Regions from separate parts of the Mus musculus genome. Here region 1 is linked to region 2. A link is a loop called in an ENCODE intact Hi-C map of the cell type or tissue named here. Cell type or tissue: left cerebral cortex. All regions are shown on one strand.

The links. Hi-C counts contacts between places; a loop is a spot of excess contacts. Peaks named below come from ENCODE experiments on the same cell type or tissue, not always from the same donor. Only the 100,000 strongest peaks of a DNase experiment are listed, where the experiment ranks them.
Region 1: a loop joins it to region 2, with 5 times the contacts of the local background. A loop is called at or near these places in 5 of 42 quality-filtered maps.

What each region holds. Positions count from the first base shown.
Region 1 is chr19:19,105,858-19,113,857 of GRCm38, forward strand. Rorb (RAR-related orphan receptor beta) reads right to left here and starts at 5,339. Exons shown (of 10, transcript NM_001043354.2): 1 at 4,695-5,339. The coding sequence starts at 4,701. In left cerebral cortex, no CTCF peak of the experiment used is centred here; DNase peaks (open chromatin) are centred at 2,186, 3,122, 3,775, 4,687 and 2 more places; H3K4me3 peaks cover 5,603 bases; H3K27ac peaks cover 4,864 bases.
Region 2 is chr19:18,869,765-18,877,764 of GRCm38, forward strand. It overlaps Trpm6 (transient receptor potential cation channel, subfamily M, member 6), which reads left to right. Exons shown (of 39, transcript NM_153417.2): 31 at 736-761; 32 at 2,448-2,498; 33 at 4,065-4,130; 34 at 6,072-6,358; 35 at 6,989-7,071; 36 at 7,803-8,000. Among named protein-coding and RNA genes, the nearest start is that of Gm41814, 120 kb to the left of the region's middle. In left cerebral cortex, a CTCF peak has its summit at 3,674; DNase peaks (open chromatin) are centred at 3,274, 3,637, 4,467 and 4,593; H3K4me3 peaks cover 512 bases; H3K27ac peaks cover 736 bases.

The DNA of each region.
Region 1 (8,000 bases), 240 kb after region 2:
ACTGATGTCACCACGCATAATTTAAACCCACACTTTACAGAATTTCAGAATCCCAGCAGCTTCGTGAATACATTTTCAAGTCTGGATTGCTTACTATAATAATTTAAAACTGTTTATTTCTCAAAGCTGCAATGTTCATCTTAAATTAGAGGTACTTTATTAGTGTAAGTAAATTAATTAGTGTGCTGTGAGTCACACTTGCATATCTAAGCACTACTGTAGTCAGAAGCGTAAAAGCTCTACAGGCCATTTTCTCTTCCTAAATGGGGAACACAGGCTTATAAAATGAGAAGTCAAGTCTTAAAACACTTATTTGTCATTTTATGTTGGAAACTCACCTGTATTAAACACTGTCCTGTTACTTTTAGAAAAACAAGTTTTTTTTTTTACAAGCTTTTGATAAAAGGAGGACCAATTCTTTTTTTTTCTATAATTTCTTTGTGCTTTGATACCTTTTTATTCTAAAATTATATTGTGTCAATTGGAAACACTTATATTTAAAGTATAATCTGTGTAAATTCAATTATGGGTAATTTTTGAGGCTTTTAAATAATTTGGCCTTTGACAAAATACCAAGGTGAATAAATATTAAACCAATATTTATATTTGGTTAAGAGTATAACATGATGAGTAATTTATGTTAAACCATAACATAAAACCACTTTGACAGTGATAGAATAGACCACCTTAAAGGGCTCTCTAATGTTCAGAAGTTATTGTCATTTATAGAAAGTGCAAGGATTTCCAAGTTTTAGGTGGACGCAGACAAAGGAGTTTTAATCTTTTGACTCTTGTTTATGAAGTCTGATACTCAAAATTCTCATCATTACATTTACTGATTTTTTTTTTATATAAAAGCTACAGTGGACCCATGCCTAACCTTCAGCTCTAAGATGTCTGTTTCGTAATAGTTAACAATTTACCACGGCTGTCGAGGGAGGAGCAAGGTGGGTGGAGGTTCTAATAGCCATTTAGGAGAATATTTGGGAAATTTTTTTGGCTATATATTTTCCCACAGTACTTGAGACACAGTTTTACGATTTTTCTTTAAGCTGTTGAATGAATTTTCTTGTTAGAAAGACAGTTCATTGGTGATTTCTGAGTGGGCAGAAATTAACGGAGTGCTGACAGAGACATCCTTTCAGCAAGCATTCAATTTGTGTGTGTGTGTGTGTAAGGTGAACTATTGGTTGGAAATATTTGACTTAAATAATTTAATTGGAACTTGCAGAGAAAATTTAGAGCAACAACTTTATTTAAGAAAAAAAAAATCCAGGGATATTCAGATCTCTTTACTTCCAAGGGTGGCTACATCTCAGAGAGCAAGCTGATTTTTTTTTTATTTTTTATTTTTTTAACTTTAGTAGGCAACAGAAATGTACTACCTGTAAATGACAGAATGCAGACTTTTTGTTTTGTTTTGTTTTGTTTTAAAAGCCATCATTTCTCCTTATTTACCACAAGAATAAAACCAGAGATAAATCCTCCCAAGCTGCAGTCACCTACTGATTGCAAAGGCAACAGTGCTCCTGTTTGGAAAAGTGGGATTTTATGCAGACACCAGAGAGAAAAGCCACCATTTATGTTTCCTTTGTAATAAACAAGACAGACTACTCAACAGGGAGCCTTGAAAAACCATACCGGGCTGGCTTACTCCTCTCCTACCTACTTTTTCCCTTTCCAGCTGTTTCCTTTTAGGAAGCAAGAGAAGAAGCATCCTTAAAACTCCAAAGGACCACCCCTCTACACACACACACACACACACACACACACACACACACACACACACACACACACACTCACATGCCAGACAAAGGAAGCAAAGTTTTGTGGGTCAGCAAGCTGCAGCCTCCCCCACTTTAGTGGAGAGGGGCTGTGGCTGAAACTTGGATCTTCTCTAGGAAGATTCAGCTTCAGGACGGAGCAATGAACCCAAGTATCAGAGCTTCTTAACATCCCTTTTACCCTAGAGCTTCCCCAGAAATAGTCTCTCAAATACCCCAAGCAGAGGCATTATTGGGTGGCATAGTCTGTCCTGGGGGTAGTTTGTTGGATTAGTCCACAGGGAGACTGCTCAATCCTAGACACGGTTTGTGTCTGGCAAGTTGACCTGACTTAGGACAGTTGCCATTGCCAGAAGCAAACGTCGGAGCCAAAGTTCTGACAGGACCACATGGAAGTGGAGACAGTGTGAGAAATGGCAGGGCAGGGCATGGTGTATGGAGTAGATGACATGCTTACAAGCAAAGGGCAAAGCCAAGTTTAATACCAGCTCCTCCCCTAGCAGAATCAGTTCCAATATGCTCAGCTTAACAGCCCCCGCACAAAGGGATAGAGAATTTGATGCTCCCCACCCCCACCACCTCTTAATTGAAGTTCAAGTTCAACTATTAGATGACTTCTGGATAGCTTGGCTCTTCTTGCACCCTATATCCTTTCCCTGTGGAATACCGGCCACTGAACCTTGAAGGGACTTCTTATTTCATCTTTAAGGAACAGCCAGCCACTTAGGTTGGGATAGGATAATTCTTTGACTGCAGAGAAAGCGAATGGGACAGTGTGAGGTCAGGAGAGGAGAGGCAAAGGGCTAGAGACCAATGACTTCTCTACCAGTAGTTTCCTCCAGTCACCTCCGGAGAGTCATCTTGGGTTAGAGCTGGTGAACTGTCCTGGGCAGTCTGGTGAGCTTGGTGTTCTCTGAGACAAAGATGTGGGTTCATGTGAATATCTAATTTAATATAAACAGGGCACTAGTCCTTGTCTTAAATCCTTCAAGCTGGCTGCAGCCAGGTGTCTCTAAGGGGAGACCGGCAGTAAAGCCACAGGAACAGCAAGATCAAGGTGAAGCGCTGGGAAGCTGCGCTCTGCTTGACACTGTAGCTTAAGAGCTTAAGCAGCTCCAGCCTTTAGTGCAGGGGACCAACTGCTGTGGCACGTGGCTTCTGACCCTCAGATAGCTTGAACTTAGTCATGGGAGGGGTATTGCTGGAGGGTGGGGGAGAAGAAAAAGTCAAACTGCTAACTGGCAGCTTCAGATGGAAGTGAAGGAAACCGAAAGGAAAGGAAAGTGTGTGAGATCCTGAGGTGAGTCAGAAAAAGAGAAACAAGAAAATCCAAGTTCTCGCTAAGGAAAGGCGCTCTGCCCACCAGTTTCTGTACTACAGTTTCTGGAAAGAATCTGGATAGTGGAGCATGTGACGATCCCGTGACTGGGACAATCAGCTGTTGTCACTGTGCACAAGCACACAGAGATTCTAACTTCCAGTGCTCGCAGGTCAATCAAGACACTCACCCAGACACCTTTGTCCTTTATCTAGAGACTTATTCCTCCATCCCCATGGGTAATGATCAGCTTTTCTCCATCCTTTTTTGTCCTGCCTTGTTCTACAAACACCAGGGCTCACGCTGTGCTTTCAAGGTCAAGACAGGCCTAGGGCTCCTCAATAACGACCAGGGTGAGGGTCATGCCCACTCCTCCCTAAGTGCACCAGAGTAGGCAGCCCGGTAGATGGAGATGGGTATTTTTGGGCCCTGTTCTAAACAGTGTCCTGCTCAAAAGCACTTCCGTCCAAGATGCAAGAAGGTTCAGAGTTGACTGTCGCTTGCTTATTTTTGCTCCGGAGGAACTTGTGAATCAGAGAGAAAAGCCACCATAGGAACGCAATACATCAAAGAAGAGAAGCTTGGATTTAGGGGCTGGGTGTCCAGACATACTCAGATGTCCAAGTTAGGAGGGCACCCGGTGGTGGCCTCTTTAAGAAAAGAAGAAATTGTGCCCCACTGTAAAGTGAGAAAGCAAGAAACTTGTACCACTGAGATCTACAAACTGACTCCTCATGCCCTCTGGCCAGCTGCTCAGGTAGCTCCCAGTTTTGGAGTCAGAGCAGGAGACTGAGCTCTGTCTTCCCTGAGGGCCACTTGTCCCTGAGATAGCACCAACATTGACAGTGGTGGTTCTATCCAGAAGGTGCACTTAGTATTAGCTTCTATTTTGGTCCTTTATCCCACAAAAGAGCTTGAGACCCTGTTTTCTCCGATGTGAGTAGTATGGCCTTCACTCTCCAGAACTTTCTCCTACCAACTTTTTTTTTGGGGGGGGGAGTGTTAGGGCGAGAGGGGGGTCGGCCTATCCAGAGTGAAGCAGAACGGGGAAGAGGGGACCCAAGGAAGGTCCAGACGTAAGCATCTGCTTCCCGGTTCTCGGGAGCATACCGTGTTTACTATTTCTAGAAAGAGACGCGCTTATAGACTGCTCCTGCATCTGGCAGCCTGGGCCAGTGTGATCCCCACTTATGCCAGGGAGTTCACCTATGGCTAGCGACCACGGCGGGATGCGAGCTGCCAGCCTCTTCTACCCAAAGTCACCCGACTTCCTGCTCTCTATCCCGTGTCCTGTGGCGCACCGGAGAGCGACGCGCAGAAAAGATTCAAATCCAGAACTGGGAGGCGCGATTAGCACTGTCCTGGTCTCCAAAAAATGCGCCCTTCAGCGTCCTGCCAAAATCCCCGAGCCTTCCACACCTTCCCACAACTTTCCAAGCCCAGGCCATTTGCAGTCCCACCTGCGAACCGAACTCGGGGAGCCTCGAGTAGCCAATCTCTCTTCCCTTGGGCCGAGAGCTCTCCCCTCCCCCAAAGCTCCCGGTCTAGCTAGAGTTGTCCTGCTCTGGGCGCCCGCCCGCGGGCTCGCTTACCTCGCATGATGTGGCCGCTGTCCTGCTCCGCGTAGTCATGAAGCTCCCAGCCCGAACCCCAGAGAACCCAAAAATTCCGCTCAGCACGAGGGAAGAAGGCGGTCGGCGAAGAGCTGCTCCGCTGAGAGAAGCATCCCTTTAGGCAGATGTCGTGGCCACAGGGTGACGGTGGCCGCCGCCGCTAAGCTAACAGTTTTGATGCTGTTGCTGATGACTGTTTCTGATGGCTGTTTGTTTGTTTTCAGGCAGAGTGGAAAAAAAATGTCCTAGCTGCTGGTGCCTGGGTTTTGTTTTGCTTTTGTTTGTTTGTTTGTTTCTTTTTTTCTTTCTCTCCAATGTGCTTGCTTTAAAAAAAAAAAATGCCACCGCCTCGGGGCTCGGAGATTTCTTTTGTGATCACTTAGACTGAGGAGGAGGAGGAGGGCAGCGGCAGGAGGAGGAGTTGGTGGTGGTTTTGTTAGTTACAAAGAAGAGGGAGAATTATCAAGGGGGAAAAAAAGGAAACAGAAAAGAAAGAAAGGCGGCATGGATTGCAGAGCATGTGCGTTTTCACATGACATCTGTGCCTGTTAGCGGATCCACAATGTGAATTTTCACTGTTCAGTTGCAGAGACGAAGGGAGCGAGAGAGAAAGAGGAGAGAGGTGGAGAGAGCGAGCGCAGAAGAGGCTTATACGCGAGGGCGGGTTTGGCCGGACTTCCTGGCCCCGCCTCCTGTCAGCACCATGGCCAATCAGCGTCCCGCAGCGCGTGGAGAGTCTGGGGAGGCGGGGGAGGGGACGCTCTTGGGGACAGGGGGCGGGGCTAGGGACTCTGGCGTCCCAGGATGTGCGGACCCAGACTGGGAATTAGAGAAGGTCCTATCTGAGGTCTGATCTGGGCCAAGCTTAGCGCGCCCTGGAGAGTGAGGCAGATGTGAGAGTGACGTTCACTTCTGACTCCAGTAATTAGAAAGGGACACTGGTCAGTCAGGTCTTTGGAGGGAAGAGTCTAGGCGAACCGCTGGGCTGCACTCTCATTCCCTCTTACTGCAAGAGTCCCAAAAGAGTTTTGTACACTACGACAGCGCTTTGAAGCGTCCCTGTTCCATAATGCAGGCTCCTCTGGCAGAGTGTTTACCTTGTCAGACGCTTCTGCTGTAGCGGTAGACTACAAAACCACACCCCTCTAGTTCTGTGCAGCTTCTTTTAAAGACTGTTCAAATGCTCCCCACCCCTCACTCTAACTTTAACTAACTAATGCTGAGCCTCAGGTCCTCCCTTCCTCCCCTCCTCTCTCTCCCTTCCCTTTCTCTCTTCTTCCTTTCTCAGTAGTCCCAGGTTCCTTTGCCAAGGACAAGGGTTTCTTTAGCATTTGGAAACCCTTTGACCCTGGTTGCAGGACTTAAGGACAGGCTCATTTGCCTTTTTATTTGTCACTTTAGTGACGGGACACTTGGCAGAGAGCCTAGACTAGAAGGCAAGACTGTGTGGTTCTGTTCAGTTGGTGAAGGTTTAAAGAGCAAGACTCTTGGCTAGTAGCTCCCCAGAGACACCTGCTTAGGAGAGTTTGGTACTAAAACGAAGGTCATGAGACTGCATTCTTTACAAGAAATTTGTCATCTATTGACAATTTACCTGTATTCTGAAAGAGAAAACAAAACAAAATGAAGCACAGGTATCCAAACTTGTTCTTTTTTTGGCATGGTTTCATTCTTTGTAGATGAAACAAACACACACTATAGAAGCATGGCATCGATTTCCTTCCGTGTAGTTAGGTACTGCTTGGAAACTTTGGTGAATTGAGCATCATGAGACAGGAAGTGCAAAAGTTTGCTTGATCATTTTGAAAGCACAGAGACAGGACTCCGTGTCACAGTCATTCTAAAAGTGAGCCTCCCCAACATTCTCCATACCCAAATAACTCGACTTTTTTTTTTTTTTGCCAGTATTTATTCATGCTGCTTTGGGTAATATGTAATAATATGTAATATGTTGTAGAATTTGGAGTCCTTCAGTCCTCTGTACACTGAACACCATCAACTAGTTGTCTCACCAATAAGAATTGTATTAATTCCCGAATCTTCTGTCAGTGTTTAACCAAAACAGTTCGGCTGTGGGCAGTTCCATTTGCGTGTAATTTAGGAACATGTTGTGGAGAAAGTAAAAGTCGATTGAGTCATTAATTAAATGAAATGAACAAAGGAAGTTACTATTCAGGAAAGCTATTCCTCATAAATACCTTTCTCCTAGATTTTTAATTGACACAGTAGTTAATCTTTTAAGATAATATTTAAGGCTCCCTGGTTTTTATCATTTTTAATCAAGTAAAATATATTCATCATAACTACATTAAAGCTGCAGTAAGTTATGCCTAATTTAGTTGCTTCATTAAAAATTACTGCATATAAAATAGTCAAGAAACAAATTGTGACTATATCATTTTAATTTTATGAGCTTCAAGCAGAGTCATAGGAATATTGGAAATGTAAAACCCTTTGTAAACATTGTAATTGCTATTGTTATTATTTCCTTTTTCTATTTCTTGTTAAAAGGAATTTCAAAACTCCAAAAATTTTAACTCCTGTATGTATTCTTAAGTTTCTAATAAACTACTGAATCCTTAAAGTACATTTTAATTGATAAACTATCTTTAGCCTTCGAAAAGACAGTAAACACATGTATGGAATGAACTTGCCAGTACACATTTTTATGTGGTTTTTGTTTCATTAATACAATACTACACACTTTCTGTGTAAAATATATTTCTTGATTTTTTTTCTCCAAGCATTTTAAAAAACATGTTAATTATAAATAAATACATCTCAAATTTCTAAACTCTGTACACATGGTGATACAATGTGTATCATTTTCTTTTTCCTTTGGGTATTTAGTAATTTTTATTTAGTATTCCTTTTCTATTTAGTATTTATTTTCTTATTAAAGTAACATAAACATTGATCTTTGATTATAATATGGTGATCTGGGACATTTAGGGCCCTGCTGAAAATTTTAAGTGGAGTTTTCAGTGTGTCTACAACTTTTACATTTAACTCAACTGAATGGAACTCATTTGGAGAAAAACCAAATATTCAAAATTCTAATTAAGGAAGCAAGAAATTCCTACAAACGTGTACAATACTTATATATTATATGATGGTTTTATAACATATCTGGTAACAAATGTTTATATTTATAGTGGTATTATAATAATAATTTCATCATAAAATATTCTTGTTCACATAAAATAGACTGTGAATAATTTTATTAGAATGATTATGGAACTGCATAATTATAGGCTTTATGCTCTGCTTTGGCTCCAGGCCTTG
Region 2 (8,000 bases):
AGACCTATAGGACATATGACTTTCTTCTTTCAAAGGTTCAGTAGTTTGTGCTCATGCAGAGTGGTGGGTTATTGCAGCATGAAATTAAACAATAATTGTAATTGTACTTTCTTCCCCAAGGACCCTAAATACCAGAGATATTCTTTGAATGCATTTATTCAGACTTGCCTGTGGCCACTTGTGCACTTGAGCAGGGCAAGTGACAATTTAAAGGGAGCTAATTTCAGCCGGTGAACATTTAGGGGCCACGTGGGCTAATGAAACTGATTTGTGGGCTTGTCCAGAAACATTCTCAGACTCATTTGTAGGCATCTGCTTTGCATAGCTCAGGCACCCTTTAGTTTAATTGATCCTGAACAACACAAACACGGTTAAATCTTATGTATGTTGTGTGATCACACAGCTAATTAAAACCACTAACACCACCATTTCTCAGTTAGCTTGGGGCATAGATAAAAAGTGGCTTACACGCCTTACTGGCATTAATTTTTTTCTATGAAAATAATTGTGTGGCCACAAATTTTTCTATTAGTAAAATAGGGGTAAGATGGAGCAGAGACTTCCATACACATCTGTGATATATATCTATATATCTATCTCTATATCTCTTTATCTCTATATCTCTATATCTCTATCTATCTATCTATCTATCTTCTTCATTTCATTTCAGATTATTTTTCAGTGTTTTGATAATTGAAAAACTTAAAACAGCACTTTCATTTGTTCCCCAAACAGAACAAGAAGTCCAAATGAAGTTCACAGTAAGTTTTTATATTTAAACATTTATCTTTTATTTTTTTATTTTTCCTGGTGGTAGAGTTCCTTGTTCTGGTAAGACTTGTATAGCTCTTGACTTTGTATTCTCTTTTGTTTTGTGAATACAGACAAAGTAGAAATTCAGTATAAAAACAGAGATCACCCAGATAAATAAGGACTGATGTGTGGTTTTTGTGCTGTTTTGTTTTGGTTTTGTGGTTTTGAGGATTGAACCCAGGGCCTTGGGTACTCTGGGTAAGCACTTTACCATCAAGCCTCTGCCCTCAGCTTTGAATTCTTTGAGGAATCTGTTTTGACTGTAATTTTCATGGTGTTTCTCTGAATGAGAGCACAGCTCCTGGATTCATCTTGACTCTACAACAATTGGTAGTGTTATAGTTCACACATACAAGAAGCCAATCACACACTCGCATATGGAAGCTTTCTCCTGTATGGTTTCAAAGAGACTCTGTGCCCAAAGTCTTGACTAGGATCTGCACTTATAGCCAACAGCCCTCTGTGTGATCTGTTTCTTTCTCTTCCACAGAGTACAGTGCTGTCTGGCATATATTCAGTCCGTGCTCAGTTAAAATATGTTAAATAAATGTAACTAAAGTCTTGGAGATCCTGCGACGTTGACTCAGCTTTGTCACTGTCAGATGATCATGACTTTCTATCTTCCAGGTGACAATAGGGCAATCCATCAGCCTTGGTATTCAATGATTTTACGTCATTTATACTTAGCATACTATTGTGATTACAATTGCGTATGTTTCTCTCTCGCACACCGTATGCACTTTTCTAAAAGGTGAACACAGTATCTTATTCACGCTCATGCCTGGAGTGACCCGTAGTGGGAGCTGAAAGCCTACATTGCCGACCGAATTCAGAAATGGAAGTCTTTTCTGCTGACTGACGTCCCCAGCATGCCACCTTTAAGGATGCTTGCTCCATTCTTTATCCGGCATCAGGGGCCAGGGCGCTCCCTAAACGTGGGCTCACTCTGCTGTTTATTCTTGTAGGTGTAAAGCAGTTGCTGCCAAGGGACTGAAGTTTCTCCACTTTAATTTTGATTTTCATGGAACAGCAAAACCATTTCAAAGGATTTCTCCTGAGCCTTATGATTTAGGGATGGAACAGATAGAAAAGAGTGAGCTAACACTGGAGGTGTTGGATTTCCAACACAGGGTCCTGGTACAGCTTAACAAATCCCATGATGTGATACTGGCCACCTCTTCTTATGTATCTGGCACAGATGTAATGTTTTGTCATTAGTTTTGGTCAGTAATGTAGTCTGCTAATAACTTGGCATTAATATTGTCTTTGCATGGTTAGGTGCATCTTGGCAAAGAACTCAGAGAATCATGCTTCTGGGATGTCATGATGGGCAGCTGTGTGCCTCCTGTAACCCAGAGGTGTAATTGGTTCAGAGGAAATATACTTTGAGGCTAATATTACCTGTCTTTCTCCAATTCCCCATATAAATATGCTTGGAGATATTGCACCGATGATTGGAAGCTGTCAGGATAGCAAGCAGCGCAATAATGCACGAAAGGATATTGGGCAAGCGTTTCTGAATAGTGGGAAGGTATTCCGGTTAAGCCGTTTAATAGTAACGTTGAAGGCAGTGTATAAACATGTATTTATCTCTAGCCAAGTAATTAAAATGCCAATCATTTCTATGATTGCAGAGATCTCAACCTCCTTAAAAAGCCCTCAAGAGCCTCACCACCATTATTCAGGTAGGAAGTGTGTGTGCACAGATGGGTCAACTGAGCAAAATGTGTGGGATTCTACACTTGTAAACATAAGCGTCCATCAACTCCACATTGTCAACACTGCTTCAATTCAGAAAATTATTTACTCGAATGGCTGGAATAATTAGACTCAAAAGAACAAGTTGTTGGGATTTAAGAAAATTCACATAAAAAATGTGCATGTGTGTTGGCAAATTTGGAAGAAGAAGCCCTTAGTGTCTAAAATTTCCTTGCAAGCTCAGTGCTAGCCAAAAGCCATATATTTTAGTGTTTTGAGCATCTTTCTTCGTATTGTTCCTTTTTTATTGCCATTCAGGGGCTTGAACTCAGAGCCTTGCTGGAAAAGTGGTCTACCACTGAGCTAAACCCCAGCCTGATCCCAATATTTTGAATTGGGAAAGGGCAGACTTGAAAGTCCTTCTTAAAGGTAGGTTTGTACCCTCCAGATCCCTCAGTGAACATAACCACTGAATAGAGGCCCCCCCCCCACAGAATAAGGCCAACAAATGTGCCTTGCAAAGATGCCATTTAGCAGAGATGCCAAGGATCTCGACTCTGTCATTAGGCAATGCTTCATAGCACTTCAGTTGTCTTTCTTTGAGAGTAGGAATGATTGTCCTTGCTCTTTCTGAGGGACAGTCTGCCAAAGGGCTAGTTGAGAATTAAGAGGCAAATGTTTTGAGATGCACACTAACTTAGACCAGCTGGACTTATGCCACGTTATGGTTCCTCCAGGGTCATAGCTCTCAGTGGGCGAGATAACACAAGGACAGGGCTTTTACTGAGTTTAACACTCAGTGTGAACAAGACCTTGCCAGCACTGTAATTACTGGTCTTATTATATGAAGGTCATTTGTTTAGGGTCCCATAATAAACTGTCTTATTCTGAATTCTCCTCTGTGGTGAATAATGGATCTGTGGATTCCTGCCTCCTCAGTCTAGGCTCCTATGACTGACTCCTCTAGCTCAGCAGTAATCTATTATTTTGACTCTAACTGCCAGCTGTAGAGAGTCTCTAGCGAGGAATACTGTAACTTGCACAGACTCTGATCTGTTAGGCTATGCCTCTTGGCAGGAAAATGCAGATCACTCGCTTCTAATTAAAATTAGTGTTCCATCCTCTCTGGGAAAAAGAAGGCAAACTCCACAAAACCAACAGTAGATGTCCCCACAGACCACTGTGCACTGAGTTTGCTTCGGAAAAAGGAAACTAGAGAATGTGGAACATAGATTAAAAACCATTTATAAGAAAGAATCATACATTATTTGAATTAGTGTCTCATTTGTTATTGGGAGAGAAAAGAGATAGCCCCTTCATAGACCATGTTATATAACCTCATATAAAAGTTTTCTAAGACTAAGATATCCTTTTGATTTAAGGTGCACTTTATATTTAAAACTATTATATATAATAGTTTTTGCTAGTGGGAAAAAATAAAGGATGCTTGAAATGAAATATTCTGGAATTCATGTGTATTCTTGTGTGTGTGGCTTTCTGTAGGTTTAATTGTTGATACAGTCCTAAAGTAGTCAATCTGTTTTTGTTTGCAGCCATTGAAAGGAATAATTTAATGAGACTGTCTCAGACCATACCGTTTACACCAATCCAGCTGTTCAGTGAGTAACATCTCCCTCCTCTCGAGGCTAGGCAAGGGTAGACTGAATGTCAGCGTGCAACAGAAAAGACACCATGTGCCTCGTTTGACTCACAAATTTTATTTTGTCCACGTTGTAGATTAAGGAGATTCACTTCCCAAAGTAGAGATTGTTAACTACTGTGGGCAGCATTTAGGGTCAGAAGCTGAGCCTGTGGGGCTGGGACCTCCATGGGTCAGCGGTTGGGAAGCAAGCGTGATCCTGCACCTGGCATTCAATGATTTGAGGCCGGACACACGCATCGGGAAGAAAAGAACAAACCAACCTTATATAATGAACACAGAAGAAAGCACGGCATGTCAGTATGCTGAAAGCTGACAGGCATGGGAAGAGAAATCCTTTGTTTGTTGTTTTATATTTGTTTGTTTTGTTTCACATCCGTGGATTGCTCTTTCCTCCGACTGCAAATGTAGCTTTTAAAATCTGGAGAAGTAAAGAGAAGCAAGTTCGAGTTAGCCAAGGGTACCCGAGGTTTTCTGCCTAGCAGAATGAAGCACAGTTGACAGTGTAACAAAGGTCCCTACACTGCCTTCCCTCCTCAGTCTCTTCTCACTGTTCCAATGGGGGAAAGACCAGGTTGGCTACTGATTGTTTATGCAGACGATTTCTTCTTCCTCTTGGCTCCATGGTTCATTTTGCAAATCAATAGCTCTTCTCTAAAGTCCTAAAGGAATTAGGACTCCAAAGAGCTCTTCAGTGGTGTTTACTTTGAGCATCAAGAATAAACATTTGAGAATATACCACACAGTCTCCAGAATTGATAAGGAACTAGATATGAGGTTGAGAGAATAGATTTGGTAACTTCATATGGTGTTCACAGAAAACAAACAAGGAGGCAAACAATAATAATAACATAGGGGATATCTGAAGTAAAGATATAAGGAAGGTATAAAAGGTATAAGCAATGGGCTACAACCGAGAGAGAACTTCTGTGTGGATTGTTACTCCTCTTATGCAGCAATAAGATACCCAAGCCCAGGGGTGAGCCCTTTCTGTTCTCTAAGCTTAAAGTGAGAGCAGTGTTTTATGGATTCAGTATTTTTAAGTGGGGCTAAGTCTGTTCCTGAGGTCCTAGCTTGCTCTAAGCCTGATGACATATGTAATCTGTACAGCAAACCACTGAAACAAATGTTATCATTCATTCTTGCTGAGGAGGAAATGGAGGGTTTCAGTAGCTTGCTGACAAGCTCAAAAGCTCAGGGTATGAACTTGCAATCGAGTGACTTCCACTGGGTAAAAACATGCATTATTGGTGAAGTAAAATTACCCTTTGCAGAGCAGGAGAAACAAGCAAAACCACACCCAGAAAACAAAATCCATCATGTTGTTTATGTATAAAAGCATGGATAAACATATAGATATGTGTATATTATATGAAGGATAGTTGTAAAACTGCTTGCTCCTTAGGGGGCTAGTAATGAATAAATACAGGTTAAATTGTTTCCATAGATATATTTGTCTCAAGCCAGGGTGTCATTATCACATGCCTATAATCTCACCACTCAGGAGGTAGGGCAAACGGACCAAAGATTTGGAGCTAGTCTGTGATATGTAATGATTGCTAGCTAGGTTAGCCTTAATTATAAAGCAAATCATGTCTCCAATAAAAAGTCTAACAATGCTGACATATTTATACTGCTTTTAATACCGATAACTAGTTAGTTTATAGTAAGTACAACTTAATTCTTATATGCCATTTGATGGTTTATTCCTCCTTACCCTCCCCACCTTCACTGGAGGGCAAGTCAGGCCAATTTGTACCTTGACTCTGCTCTAGCTCCTGCTAGCTGTACCCTCCTTTGATGACAGACACAGCTGAACAGATTCTGAGTTGATCTTCAGGGCACCAAGCACACTCCAGACCCCGTATTTTATTTAACTGGCTTTCACTTCTTATTGCAGCAGGAGAGGAAGTGACCATCTACAAGCTTGAAGAAAGTTCTCCTCTGACCCTGGATAAGAGCATGTCCTCTTGGTCGCAGCATGGCAGAGCTGCCATGATTCAGGTGCTGTCACAAGAGGAAATGGATGGGGGTCTCCGCAAAGCCATGCGAGTTATCAGCACCTGGTCTGAGGATGATGTTCTCAAGCCTGGGCAGGTTTTCATTGTGAAGTCTTTTCTCCCCGAGGTTGTGCAGACGTGGTATAAAATCTTCCAGGAGAGCACTGTGCTTCATCTTTGCCTTAGGGTAAGCCAGAACCTTAGATACCGAGATCCCAGAAAGGAGAACATAACAACACAGAGGTCTTTGGCTACATCTTTATCTAAGATGGATTTTCCTCAACTGAAAAAGAGTCTTTTAGTTTTGGAAGGTGGTAGTTTTTTTTATTTTTGTTGTAAAGGACATTTGCTTTGTGGGTAGAGTGGTAGAAGGTAAATAATATTAAATGTTGGGCAGTCTAGAAACCTGGCACTGTGCCTCTTCATTATAAGAAGAATTCCTATTAACCTCTTCTCAGCCCATTAGACATTAGAAATACCAGACCCATGGGAAAGTTCTCCAATGGTGCTTTTTGGGTTCTTCCTTCCATAGTTATACAGGCTGATATAAAGATCTTTTATAAGCAAGACTATGTATGTTAGTGAACAATTATTTAAATTTTTTGGGAATTTAATAAATGCTGTATTTACAACATTGCCACTTCTGTCTCCCTCTCCAACTTCTCCCATGTCCTCTGATACTGTCCCAAACTCATGTCTTTTCCTAGAATTATACGAGTAACTGACATTGATCACATATGCATTTGGTATATATATTTTAAATAATTCTTTCTCTCTCTCTCTCTCTCTCTCTCTCTCTCTCTCTCTCTCTCTCAAGGAAATTCAACAGCAAAGAGCTGCCCAAAAACTCATCTATACCTTTAACCAAGTAAAACCACAAACCATTCCCTATACACCAAGGTGAGTAAACCTGGCACTGTGGCTCTTCATTATAAGAAGAATTCCTATTAACCTCTTCTCAGCCCATTAGACTTTAGAAATACCAGACCCACGGGGAAGTTCTCCAATGGTGCTTTTCGGGGTTCTTCCTTCCAAAGTTGTACAGACTGGTATAAAGATAATTAGATGTTCCAGACATACCTTGGCTTAAGTTCCTAAAATTATGCGAGTGGAAAAAAGTTCAAGCAGATTGATGATCAACATTTCAATTAGGTGAGACAGGCAGATCCTGGGTGCAGTTGCTAATGCCCAGGGGTATTATGGCCCCAAATCATGTCTATTTAAAGCTTAGTTACTTCCCTAGCATCCTAAACCAATTAGGAAGTTTGTAATCACGAATACTCACAATTTCCCCTGGGGTGTCTTGATATGCTTGTATTCACTTATCAAGGCAGATCATAATTTGGTGTGGAGGAATTAGAATAAAGCCTTTCCCCCCTGTTTTACAAGAAATTTTATAGAGCCTGGCAAGAAAAATTGGACTCGGTACTCATAAAATAGTTGGAAAGTTTTCTCAAAGAAAAGGGAGGCAAGTAAGCATGGGAACAAACCTCCCAGCTGTCTTTTTCCTTCCTTCCATAGAAAGGCCAAGGTTTGGTGATTTGTGCAGCCGAGTGCTCTGTAGGGTAGCTGCCATGCTTGCTATATTGTGTGTGAGTTGGGGCATCATTGGCTTCTTTTGTTCCTCACAGGTTTCTCGAGGTTTCCTTGGTCTACTGCCATTCAGCCAACCAATGGTTAACCATTGAGAAGTACATGACAGGGGAGTTCCGGAAATACAATAACAACAATGGTGATGAAATAGCTCCCACCAATACCCTGGAAGAACTGATGTTGGCTTTCTCTCACTGGACCTATGAATATACCCGGGGAGAGCTGCTGGTTTTAGA